Linked DNA regions of Homo sapiens: region 1 is linked to region 2. The links are chromatin contacts, found by Hi-C or POLR2A ChIA-PET in ENCODE. All regions are on one chromosome and are shown on one strand. The core of a region is the stretch at or near the end of the contact, and the rest is flanking DNA. Distances in the headings are between cores, read along the strand shown.

Region 1 (5,759 bases), core at 738-3,237, 600 kb after region 2:
GCGTGAACCCGTGAGGCGGAGCTTGCAGTGAGCTGAGATCGCGCCACTGCACTCCAGCCTGGGCGACAGAGACAGACTCTGTCTCAAAAAAAGAAAAAGAAAAAAAAAAAGAAAGTGAATGGGTTCCTTGTGTCCAAAACCACTCAGCCCCAATCCCAGAGGCTGCCCGTCTGACCGTTTGGCTTATGATGCTGCTGTCTAAAAGGTTCTTCTCCCCTCTGGAAACGACACAGGACAGGAGCTGAAGGTCCGATCGCCCCCGGCCGCCCTCCTGCCCCTCACTCCCCAGGTCCCTCCTCTCCCGAGACTTTCTCTCCTATCCACACTACCCTGGCTCTGAGCGGCACAAACCCACCATCACCCACATCCAGGTTCAGCTGTCCCTAGAGCACAAGTGTGCGGCCCCAGCCCCACCTGCCTGGTGACCGAGAAAAGAGACAATAGAAACCCACAGGCCCCATCTTGACACTGTGCAAACAAGGACCCTGCTGTGTCCTGGTAACGGGGAGAGGCGGCTAAGAGGCCACACTGTCCAGGAGCCCTTCCCCAGGAGAAGGACAGCGGGATCAGGATGGCAGTTTTCACAGTGGATCCTTAGGGGTCATAATGCCCTTGGGGCTGAGGGGCATACGAAGTGTGGGTGCCACCTGGGTGGGAACACGCCCAGAGCGCCAATACTCCAGACCTCTGGGTAAGGAAAACGTTCTGGAAATAGGGATGCTGCAGGACGCTCTGAATGTAGTTAATACTTTAGAATAGTTAAAACGTGGCCGGGCGCGGTGGCTCACGCCTGTGATCCCACCATTTTGGGAGGCTGAGGCAGGCAGACCACTCGGAGCTCAGGAGTTCAAGACCAGCCTGGACAACACAGCAAAACCCCATGTCTACCAAAAAATACAAAAACTCAGCCCAGCGTGGTGGCACGCGCCTGTAGTTCCAGCTGCTCGGGAGGCTGAGGTTAGAGGATCACTTGAGCCTGGGAAGCAGAAGTTGCAGTGAGCTAAGAATGCACCACCGCACTCCAGCCTGGGCGGCAGAGTGAGAAACCCTATCTCAAAAAAAAAAAAGGCAAACGGGGCCAGGCGCGGTGGCTCACATCTGTAATCCCAGCACTTTGGGAGGCTGAGGTGGGTGGATCACGAGGTCAAGAGATTGATACCATCCTGGCCAAAATGGTGAAATCTCATCTCTACTAAAACAAAGATTAGCTGGGCATGGTAGTGCATGCCTGTAGTCCCAGCTACTCGGGAGGCCGAGGCAGGAGAATCACTTGAACCCAGGAGGCGGAGGGTGCAGTGAGCCGAGATCACGCAACTGCACTCCAGCATGGGTGACAGAGCAAGACTCTCCCAAAAAAAAAAAAAGGGCAAATGTTGTTACATGTTTTATCATAATTGAAAAAAAAAAAAAAGCTAACAGTCAAAAGCAGTTCTGAGGCGGCTGTGGCAGGAGAGTGGCCAGAAAGCCCACAGCTGAATGCGAAGACCAGGCCACAGGCATCAGCGCAACACCCCAACTTGGCAAAGCTGCAGAACATACCTATTGGGCCAAAGGTGCCAGGAGCAAGGTTCCCTTAACGATAAGGAGAGCAACGCCACCCTCTGCAGACCAACCCCAGAACTAACCTGGGCAGAGCTGCCTGGGGCCACTCACCTTCTTAAAGAGGACAACCCCATCTTTGTCGAGCTGGTATTTGGAGAACACGTCACTGTTGGAAGTGATCCCAAATGGTATGTCATCGATGGCCTCTGCTGCCTGCAAAAACTGCTTGGCAGAGTCCGACTCCACGTCCTGAATGAGGAGGGAGAAGCAGAGGTCGTCATGATCCCGCAGCACCAAGCAGTAGGGCAGACCCTGTAGAGCCCAGGCCAGGGGGGACACGTGCAGAACTGCCAGCTGCAGGCTGTGGACCCCTCCTCAATGGATGACGGAAGGAAGGAAGACTGGAATGCTCTGGTCTCTACCTTGAAGAAGCCGATGACAGCCACCTCGCTGGACTCCACCAAGGACTCTGCAGCTGCGCCGTCAGGCAGGGTGGTGGCAGCCGGGCCCGTGCGCTTCTTCAGCCAGTTCACGATGTCATCAGCCTCTCTGCCAGCTAACCCCAAACAAATGTAGGTTCTACTCTCAAACAGGGAGTGCCGCCTGCCCTGCCGCGCCTGCTCCCGTCTCTGCTCTCTGCCAGCCAGGCTGAGGACACCTGAATCAACCTAAGTAAGATGTTCTCCCACCATGGAAGAGGCCCGGTGCCGTCCGCCCGCCTCCTAAACCCCAGTGTACGTGAGACTGTGGTTGTGTTTATGGGGAGTGGAGAGGGAAGAGGGTGATTCTGTCTCTGAATAACAGGATCACAAACCCATTTTTTTTCTCTGATCTCTCTGCATTTTCTTTTTTCTTTTGACACAGGGGCTCACTCTGTTACCCAGCTGGAGGGTAGTGGCAGAATCTTGGCTCACTGCAGCCTCCACCCACTGGGCTCAAGCAATCTTCCCAACCTCAGCCTCCTGAGTATCTGGGGTACAGATGCACGCTACCACACCCAGCTCATTTTTGTATTTATTGTAGAGACGGGGTTTTGCCACGTTGCCCAGGCTGGTCTTTAACTCCTGTGCTCAAGCAGTTTGCCCACCACGACTTCCCAAAGTGCTGGGATTACAGGCATGAGCCACCAATCCCAGCCCTTTTTTTTTTCTTGGAAGACAGGGTCTTGCTCTGTCACCCAGGTTAGAGTGCAGTGGCATGATCATGGCTCACTGCAACCTCGAACTTCTGGGCTCAAGCAATCCTCCTACCTCAGGCTCCCAAGTAGCTGGGACCACAGGCATGTGCCACCACACCCAACTAACTTTTTTTTTTTTTTTTTTTTGAGGCGGAGTTTTGCTCTTGTTGCTCAGGCTGGAGTGCAATAGTGTGATCTCGGCTCACTGCAACCTCCACCTCCCGGGTTCAAGCAATTCTCCTGCCTGACCCTCCCGCGTAGCTAGGATTATAGGTGCCCGCCACCACACCCGGCTAATTTTTGTATGTTTAGCAGAGACAGGGTTCCCCATGTTGGCCAGGCTGGTCTCACTCCTGACCTCAGGTGATACACCTGCCTCAGCGGTCTCCCAAAGTGCTAGGATTACAGAGGTGAGCCACTGCGCCCAGCAATGTTTCTTCTTTTTTTTTTTTTTTTTTGAGACGGAATCTACCTCTGTCGTCCAGGCTGGAGAATGCAGTGGCGCCATCCTGGCTCACTGCAACCTCCATCTCCCAGGTTCAAGTGATTCTCCTGCCTCGGCCTCCCAAATAGCTGGTATTACAGGCGCCCGCCACCATGCCCAGCTAATTTTTGTATTTTTAGTAGAGACGGGGTTTCACTGTGTTGGCCAGGCTGGTCTTGAACTCCTGACCTCGTGATCCGCCCGCCTCGGCCTCCCAAAGTGCTGGGATTACATGCGTGAGCCACCATGCCCGGCCAATTTTTCTATTTTTTGTAGAGATGGGGTTTTGCCACGTTGCCTAGGATGGTCTCAAACTCCTGGGATTAAGCAGTCCGCCCACCTCGGCCTTCCAAAGTGCTGGGATTACCGGGATGAACCACTGTGCCCAGCCCTAGCTAATTTTTGTATTTTTTGTAGACAGGGTTTCACCATGTTGCCCAGGATGGCCCTCTGCATTTTAAAAATTTTATTTTTTGAAACGAAGTCTCACTCTGTCACCCAGGCTGGAGTGCGGTGGCACGATCTCAGCTCACTGCAACCTTACCTCCCAGGTTCAAGGGATTCTCCTGTGTCAGCCTCCCAAGTAGCTGGGATTACAGACGTGCACCACCACGCCCGGCTAATTTTTGTATTTTTAGTAGAGACGGGGGTTTCACCATATTGGCCATGCTGGCCTCGAACTCCTGACCTCAGGTGATCCACCCGTCTCAGCCTCCCAAAGTGCTGGGATTACAGGCATGAGCCACCGCACCCAGCCTGTCCTCTGCGTTATCTAAATTTTCTTTGACATGTACATCCATCAAACACATGTTCTCACCCAGGAGTCTGACAGCAGGCCTCATTTTAGAGAGGTGGACAGTAACTCAAAACTCAGTGCCAGTTTTCTACCTCTGGGAACAGGCTGACGCCCCGCCCACCTGACTCCCGCGCCTCCTAACTTATCCCAGGCGTTTCGGGAGTTCTCGCCAATGGCCCACCCTCCATGCCTCCCAGACCAGGAAGAAGATGACACACTTTTATGCCACCAAAGGCGGTCAACTGACAGGAAAGAAACTTCCTCCTCCTGGGAGACTGAGGCTAAGGAATGATGCCTCTCCTTTTTCCCTCCTAGAACTTGACTCCCTGGTCCGAATCGGGAAAACCCCATTCAGATGTAGAAGGATTCCACCAGTGCTAACAAGACGGTCACCAGTGACAAGTGGATTTAGGAGTGCTCATCTCATCTGCAAACCTGAGTGTTAGTGACAGAACCACGGTGACTTTGGACAGAGCACTTCCCGTTCCAAAAGTGAACATGAGTAAAAAATGAGAACATCAATCACGCCTGTAATCCTAGCACTCTAGGAGGCCGAGACGGGTGGATCACGAGGTCACGATCGAGACCATCCTGGCCAACATGGTGAAACCCCGTCTCTACTAAAAATACAAAAATTAGCCAGGCGTGGTGGTGCACACCTGTAGCCCCAGCTACTCAAGAGGCTGAGGCAGGAGAATCACTTGTACCCGGGAGGCAGAGGTTGCAGTGAGCAGAGATCGCACCACTGCACGACAGAGCGAGACTGTCTCAAAAAAAAAAAAAAAAAAAAAAAAAGGAAACATCAAAACAGCCAAGTGAGAGGCAACCACAGAGCTGCTGCCACTAGAACAGGACAGGGCACACCTGCTTAAGGGGACAAAAGGAAACATCAAAACAGCCAAGTGAGAGGCAACCACGGAGTTGCTGCCACTAGAACAGGACAGGGCACACCTGCTTAAGGGGAGAACCCTGCTAACACTGGAATGAGCTGCTTTCGGGCTACCCACCATGAGCATCTGACATGCCACAGAACCGGTTTTATAGACGAGTTTTCTTTTGCCACCGTCACTGATCTGGCTACACAGGGGCTCGGCCTCCACTACGGCAGCTTCAGAGGCGGCAGACGAGCAGCTGAGGGCCCGTGCTACAGACGGAGCAGGGCGGGCTTGGATTCGAGGTCTGCTACCGACAGGCTCGATGCTGTTACTCAGCTGCTCTAAGCCTCAGCCCTTTGTCTGGGAAAAGCCCGCCTCACAGAGAGGATGCGAGGAGAAATCACGCAAGCACGTGACGCGGCAGCTGGCACGCTACACACGACAGCTAGCAGGTGTCACCCCGAGAGCTACAGCCATGCTGCTGCTCCTAGGAACAGGGGGCAGCACAAACAGCCCATGTGGCCAGAAAGGCACCAGTCTCCCTCTCCTCGCTGGTCAGTCTCCAAACAGACCTCAGCCAGCCGCCCCCAGGATGGCACCAGACAAGACAGGTTCTCCATTCGAAGGTTCTTCCAGGATGAAAACTCCTCACAAGACCCTCAGGGCACAAGTGGACAGAGAACCCGGCCTGAGGAACGGGATCCCTCCAAGCCTCTGGAACCCGGCCTCCCCACCGCTCAGACAGCTGCCCCTGCCCTTCCAAGTCGGCAGGCCAGTCCCTCTCTAAAGACAGTTCAAGGGCAGTGCCACAGCCACACCTGTATATTCCTTGGGGGAAGCCGTGTCTCCATTCCTGAAGAACTTGATGGTGGGATAGCCGCGCAC
Region 2 (5,118 bases), core at 428-2,927:
CAGGGCTGAGAAGGACCACGGCATTTGTAACACAAGGGAGCAGAGTGGGCATCGGGACCCTGCCTGAGGGGCTGTGGCTGAGCCTGGGTGCGTGCGCAGGTCTGGGGCCTGACACGTGTCCCCATGCAGGGCTGTCCCTGGGGCAGGTGTGCCACCGAGGGGCTGCGCTCAGGTCTGTGGCCCGCCAGACAGGCTCTTGACTTCAGCACACTCCTTTGGGTTCGTACCTGCTACTATCTTTTTAATTTCAGCTGCTCGTCCCGTTGAGAGGCATACGGAAGAAAGGCAGAATAGGAAACCGTGAAAAGTCTTTTTCAGAAAGAAGAAAATCAAAAGAATCAAACAGGTTCAGGTAACAGAGCATAGGAATTGGAACCAACAAACATGGCCAGACTAAAACCGGAGACAAAACCCCACATGCCCGAACTCCTGAAGTGGCTCAGAGCTCCGGGAGCCCAGGGGGCGCCTTTTGGCTCTGCCTTCCGCGCTGCAGGTGCAAGGAGGGCGAGCTGCACCTGGAGAAGCCAGGCCGCAGCGACTGGGACGTGGCTGCTGCACCTGCCCTCCCTCGGACCGGCTGTCCTGAGGCCACAGGGCAAGATGCGCGGGCAGGAAGCGTGTGTCTTACGAACATCCTGGGAGGTGCCCGTGCCAGGGCTGGCCCGGAGCTCCCACACCTGCTCCCAGGGGCTTGGCACAGGAGGCTGGAGCGGCTGTGCCCTGCGACCCCCACACAGATCCCTGGAACAGACCCTCTCAATGCTGAGGCACACGTGGACCCCGCATGGGGCAGGGTTGACCATCTTGAGAGAAGGCTTGGACACTGCCACCAAATGCACGTGACTTTTGGTGAGCGGGGGCCCAGCCACACACCCTCAGAGGGCGGGTGGACCCCTAGCCTGGGAGAGGACATGGCACAGAAGCCTGTCCCCAGCAGGCTCACAGACGGGGCTGCTGCTACCCAACTGCATGAGGCCACAAGGAGGGGTCGCAAAAAGCCAACAGCTGAGACCCAAGGGGCGAGAAGTTTGGAGGAGGATTCAGAGCAAGTTTTATTCTCAGGAGAGCAAAGGCGTAAGGAGCTTTCCTGGAGGGACAGGTGACAGATCCCTGTAGATGAACACAGCCGAGCTCCGAGGCCCGAGGGTGTGGGAGCAGTGCTCTGGGCCAGGGCTATGCTAGGACCAGGGCGGGCACAGCCACCCCCAAACTGGGTCCCCTTGGGGCACAGCCTTAAAATAAACCTCCACATCTGGGTGCAGGCACGCCCACACCTGGCTGGCTTTAAATACTCCGAGTGTTAAAACTGTTAACAAACCTGCTTTAAAGACGAAATGGTAATCACAAGCCAAGTGACAATGCCGCAGGTGTTTTAAAGGGGAGCAAGGGAGATAAAACGGTAATCACAAGCCATGTGACGATGCCGCAGGTGTTTAAAGGGGAGTAAGGCAGATAAAAGGTTCCCAGAAAGCAAGCTGCTGATGGGAAGGGAGCAGAAAGCTCTCCGAGGGGTCTGCTCAGCAGGCGGCTGGAAAGAGAAGGGGGGCCTGGCAGGGCTCCCGAGGATGACCTGGGCATCACCCCAGGGCTGGGGGAGGGGGCTGCCGCTCCCTGGGCCTGAGGCAGGCGGCTGTAGGGCGGAGGCCTTACCCTCCAGCTGGCTGGCCGCCTGGTTTCCACCCGCTCGCTCCACGTCCCTCTGCTCGCGAGGCTCGGGCGGCAGCCCAGGCCCTGGAGCCGGCTTCTCCGCTGGGAGGGGAGGCTTCCCACCTGCACACACGGTGAAGACTCAGAAGGTTTTGCAGGAAAGTCAAGGGAGGGTTTGGGGGGTTGGGGGACAGAAGGCAAGGGCGGGACAAAAGGAAGTGGCAGATGTTTCTAAAGTGACACCCCCGTCAGCACAGTTTATATTCAACCTGATGATTACTAGCGAAGCAATAAAAAAATATTTAACAACCTCATAGGCTTGTGGCAATGAGCCAATGGTAACTGCCTTCGCAATTAAAATGCAAGAACTGTCCTAAGCAGCTCTTAGACGGGCACTTAACAACGTGTTACCTGTCAGGCGCCCCCCGCGCCGCCCCCCGTGTGCGCCCAGACACACGAGCACAGCGCGGCACCTGACATTTAGTGGTCTGGCAAACAACTGTGTGACAGATATTACAGTAGCTGTCAGCCACCAGCCTCTTCCTGTCCCCACCAGCTGCCGGGGCCCGCTCCATTTGCATGCTAATCTGGTGCAGGGAGAGAGACTGGGGACTGAGGGAGGAACCATCGATTCTGCTGCCCCTGCCCAGCCTCCCCAGCCCAAGAGGGGAGTGTCTTCCGACACGAGCCCAGGCTGACACCCACCGTGGTCGCTGTCCTCTGCGGGCTGCCCTGTGTCCCCGGCGGCGTTGCCTGGCGGCGGTCCCCCCTTGGCCTTTTCCCCTCCACCCACCGCCAGGCCGTTCTGCTGCTCAGACAGCACTGCCTGGGGCCGAGGATGCAGGCCCCTGTCTCCTGGCCCCAGGTCCTCCTTTGCAGGCTGGACAGCTGGCTGACCATCTGCTTCTGGAACTTTCTGGGGATCTTCAGGAAGATCACCCGCCTCCTCCAAGGCCTGGGCCTGTCCAGGCCTCTTCCCAACCTCTCCCTGCTCCGGCTCTTGTTTCTCTCTTTCTGAGTCGGGCAGAGGCGGCGCCATCTGGCCCTGGACCCCTGGAGCCTTTCCGCCCGCGTGTCTGGATGGAGGTTTGTTCTCTTCTGGCACCTCTCGGTCTTGGCCTTCATCTACCACCACCTTGTCGTGAGGAACAGGAGGCTCGTGGCGGTGGGCCTCGCCCACAGGCACAGCAATCCCTGCAAGGGCACGGGGGACAGATGGGGTCAGGCTGAGGCCCCTCCTTCCCTTCCCAGGGAATTAGAACTGGGTTCTTCCCTGGGTTCTGGCTCCCAACAGTGTGACACAGGCCAACAGATACCACCTCCCCTGCCGGCCTCCCTGCTGCCTGGCCAAGCACAGCTGATGCTAAAGTTCAACAGGGGCAGCTGCAAACAAGTTGCTCTGGGAGGGGCAGGACATTCATCTGAATTGAAAGACAGAGAAAACAAAAAGGACCAGAACTTAGGCTGGGCTGAAGGGAAAAAGATACACACAGCCCTGAGAGCCACCCCGCAGGGTGTCCAGCCTGCAAAGGAGGACCCGGGGCCGCCCTTCCCCATCCGCACCCCCAGCCAGTGCCCAGCACCTTGCCCAGGGCGATCGAGCTGTGCCTCCTCCGGTGCCTCCTTGCCATCTTCCCGTCCAGGCACATCCACGGGCCCCTTGATCTGGGCCTGCTCCAGCTCCTCTCTCTCCTTCGGCAGCTTCGGCTTCTCCCGGCCATCCTCAGCCACGGCCACAACCGGATCCTGGGCTGGGAGCAGGGCACAGTTAGGGAACTGCACTGCCAAGCAGCTCCAGGAGCGGGGCAGCTCTCCCTGGACTGTTACCATATTTTCCAGCCAAATGGCAGAGTCAAAGCAGTTTCTTTTTCCTGTTCGATCATTAGCAGCTAAGTAGCACAGAAAACTGTCATTTTTCATGTGTATTCACAACAAAAATATGTCAAAATGCGATTTACACCTAACTGGGGGCAGGGAGAACTAGACTCCATGTAATACTCAGTCATTACCACCAGATGGCGGCACGAGCCCACCGACCCACTCTCCCACAGTCCCCTCCATTACCATCACCTCCATCATCACCGTCATCACCGTCACCTCCACCACCACCACCACCATCACCGCTATCATCACCATCATCTCCATCCCTACCACCATCAACATCACCATCATCACCATCATCTCCATCCCTACCACCAACATCACCATCATCACCATCACCATCACCATCATCACCATCTCCATCCCTACCACCATCACCATCATCATCACCGTCACCATCATCACCATCTCCATCCCTACCACCATCACCATCATCATCACCGTCACCATCATCACCATCACCGCTATCATCACCACCATCTCCATCCCTACCACCATCACCATCATCATCACCATCACCACTACCATCACCACCATCACTGCCAACCCTACCATCATTGCCATCACCTCCATTATCGTCATCACCACCACCATCTCCATCCCCACCACCATCGCTGCATCATTGCCACCACCTCCATAATCATCACCTACATCACCGTCACCTCCACCGTCACTGCCATCACCTCCATCATCGTCGTCACCTCCGTCACCACCACCACCACCGCCATCACCACCTCCCTGTCCCAGCAAGGCCATATGTCCACTGAGACAGGCGCTGCAGCCGAGGGGGACTCAGGTGAAGCTGTCTGAGGAAGAATTCACACAGAGTCCAGTTCAGAGCAGCAGATGGGGCCTCACCAGCTCCCATAGGAGAAGAAAATGGGGACAATTAGCTTAGCTTTCTACCAGCCTTCTAAGAGCAGCCTGATATGTTAGTCTAGGGAAACAGACAGTTACACTGTTGTCAGTTTGGAGTTGAGAGTCCTAGACAAACTGTAGAGGGAAGGTACCACCCTACTGGGTAATAAACTAGTTAACAGAAAGCAGACGCTAGGCTCTACAGTTTAGTTAAAGTAACAAATTCAACTTTTTTTTAAGATGGACTCCTGCTGTGTCGCCCAGGCTGGAGTGCAGTGGCACAATTTCGGCTCACTGCAACCTCTGCCTCCCAGGTTCAAGCAATTTTCATGCCTCAGCCTCCTGTAGCTGGAATTACAGGAACCTGCCACAATGCCTGGCTGATTTTTGTATCTTTAGTAGAGACAGGGTTTCACCACGTTGGCCAGGCTGGTCTCAAACTCCTGACCTCAAGTGATCCACCCGCCTCATTCTCCCAAAGTGCTGGGATTACATGCGTGAGCCACCGCGCCTGGCCCAAGTGACCAATTCTATAAGCGTATGGCCACCCGCCTGAGCAGGTGAAAACATACTGGTCTCCATCACACGATTAGGCTTCGGCAGAGGCCCCATGCGGAAACAAGCCATAACTGTCAATCAAGAGGGCCTGTCCAATGGATTACTAAGTGAAGAAAGGGAGGCTGGGGAGGGGAAGGGAAAATATAGCAAAACAAAGGAAATCTCCGTTGTCAT

The links. A loop is a pair of places that touch in the nucleus more often than their neighbours do. ChIA-PET counts read pairs that join two places held with the same protein, here RNA polymerase II (POLR2A).
Region 1: POLR2A ChIA-PET joins it to region 2 with 11 read pairs in A673. The contact joins two enhancer-like sites. A Hi-C loop is called at or near these places in 1 of 168 maps with a recorded cell type or tissue (breast epithelium). POLR2A ChIA-PET finds 5 or more read pairs at or near these places in 2 of 52 experiments (A673 and GM10248).

The regions. Positions count from the first base shown.
Region 1 is chr17:81,853,489-81,859,247 of GRCh38, forward strand. P4HB (prolyl 4-hydroxylase subunit beta) reads right to left here. Exons shown (of 11, transcript NM_000918.4): 2 at 5,693-5,759; 3 at 1,965-2,098; 4 at 1,654-1,791. Among named protein-coding and RNA genes, the nearest start is that of P4HB, 4.2 kb to the right of the region's middle. RefSeq lists an enhancer at 1,989-2,488. Within about 2 kb of position 1,988, at least 3 of the 41 ENCODE cell types and tissues checked have a DNase peak (open chromatin) inside an H3K27ac peak, as active enhancers do.
Region 2 is chr17:81,249,843-81,254,960 of GRCh38, forward strand. It overlaps SLC38A10 (solute carrier family 38 member 10), which reads right to left. Exons shown (of 16, transcript NM_001037984.3): 12 at 3,231-3,398; 13 at 2,353-2,841; 14 at 1,651-1,770. Among named protein-coding and RNA genes, the nearest start is that of NDUFAF8, 13 kb to the left of the region's middle. RefSeq lists enhancers at 1,839-2,506, 4,865-5,118. Within about 2 kb of position 1,678, at least 3 of the 41 ENCODE cell types and tissues checked have a DNase peak (open chromatin) inside an H3K27ac peak, as active enhancers do.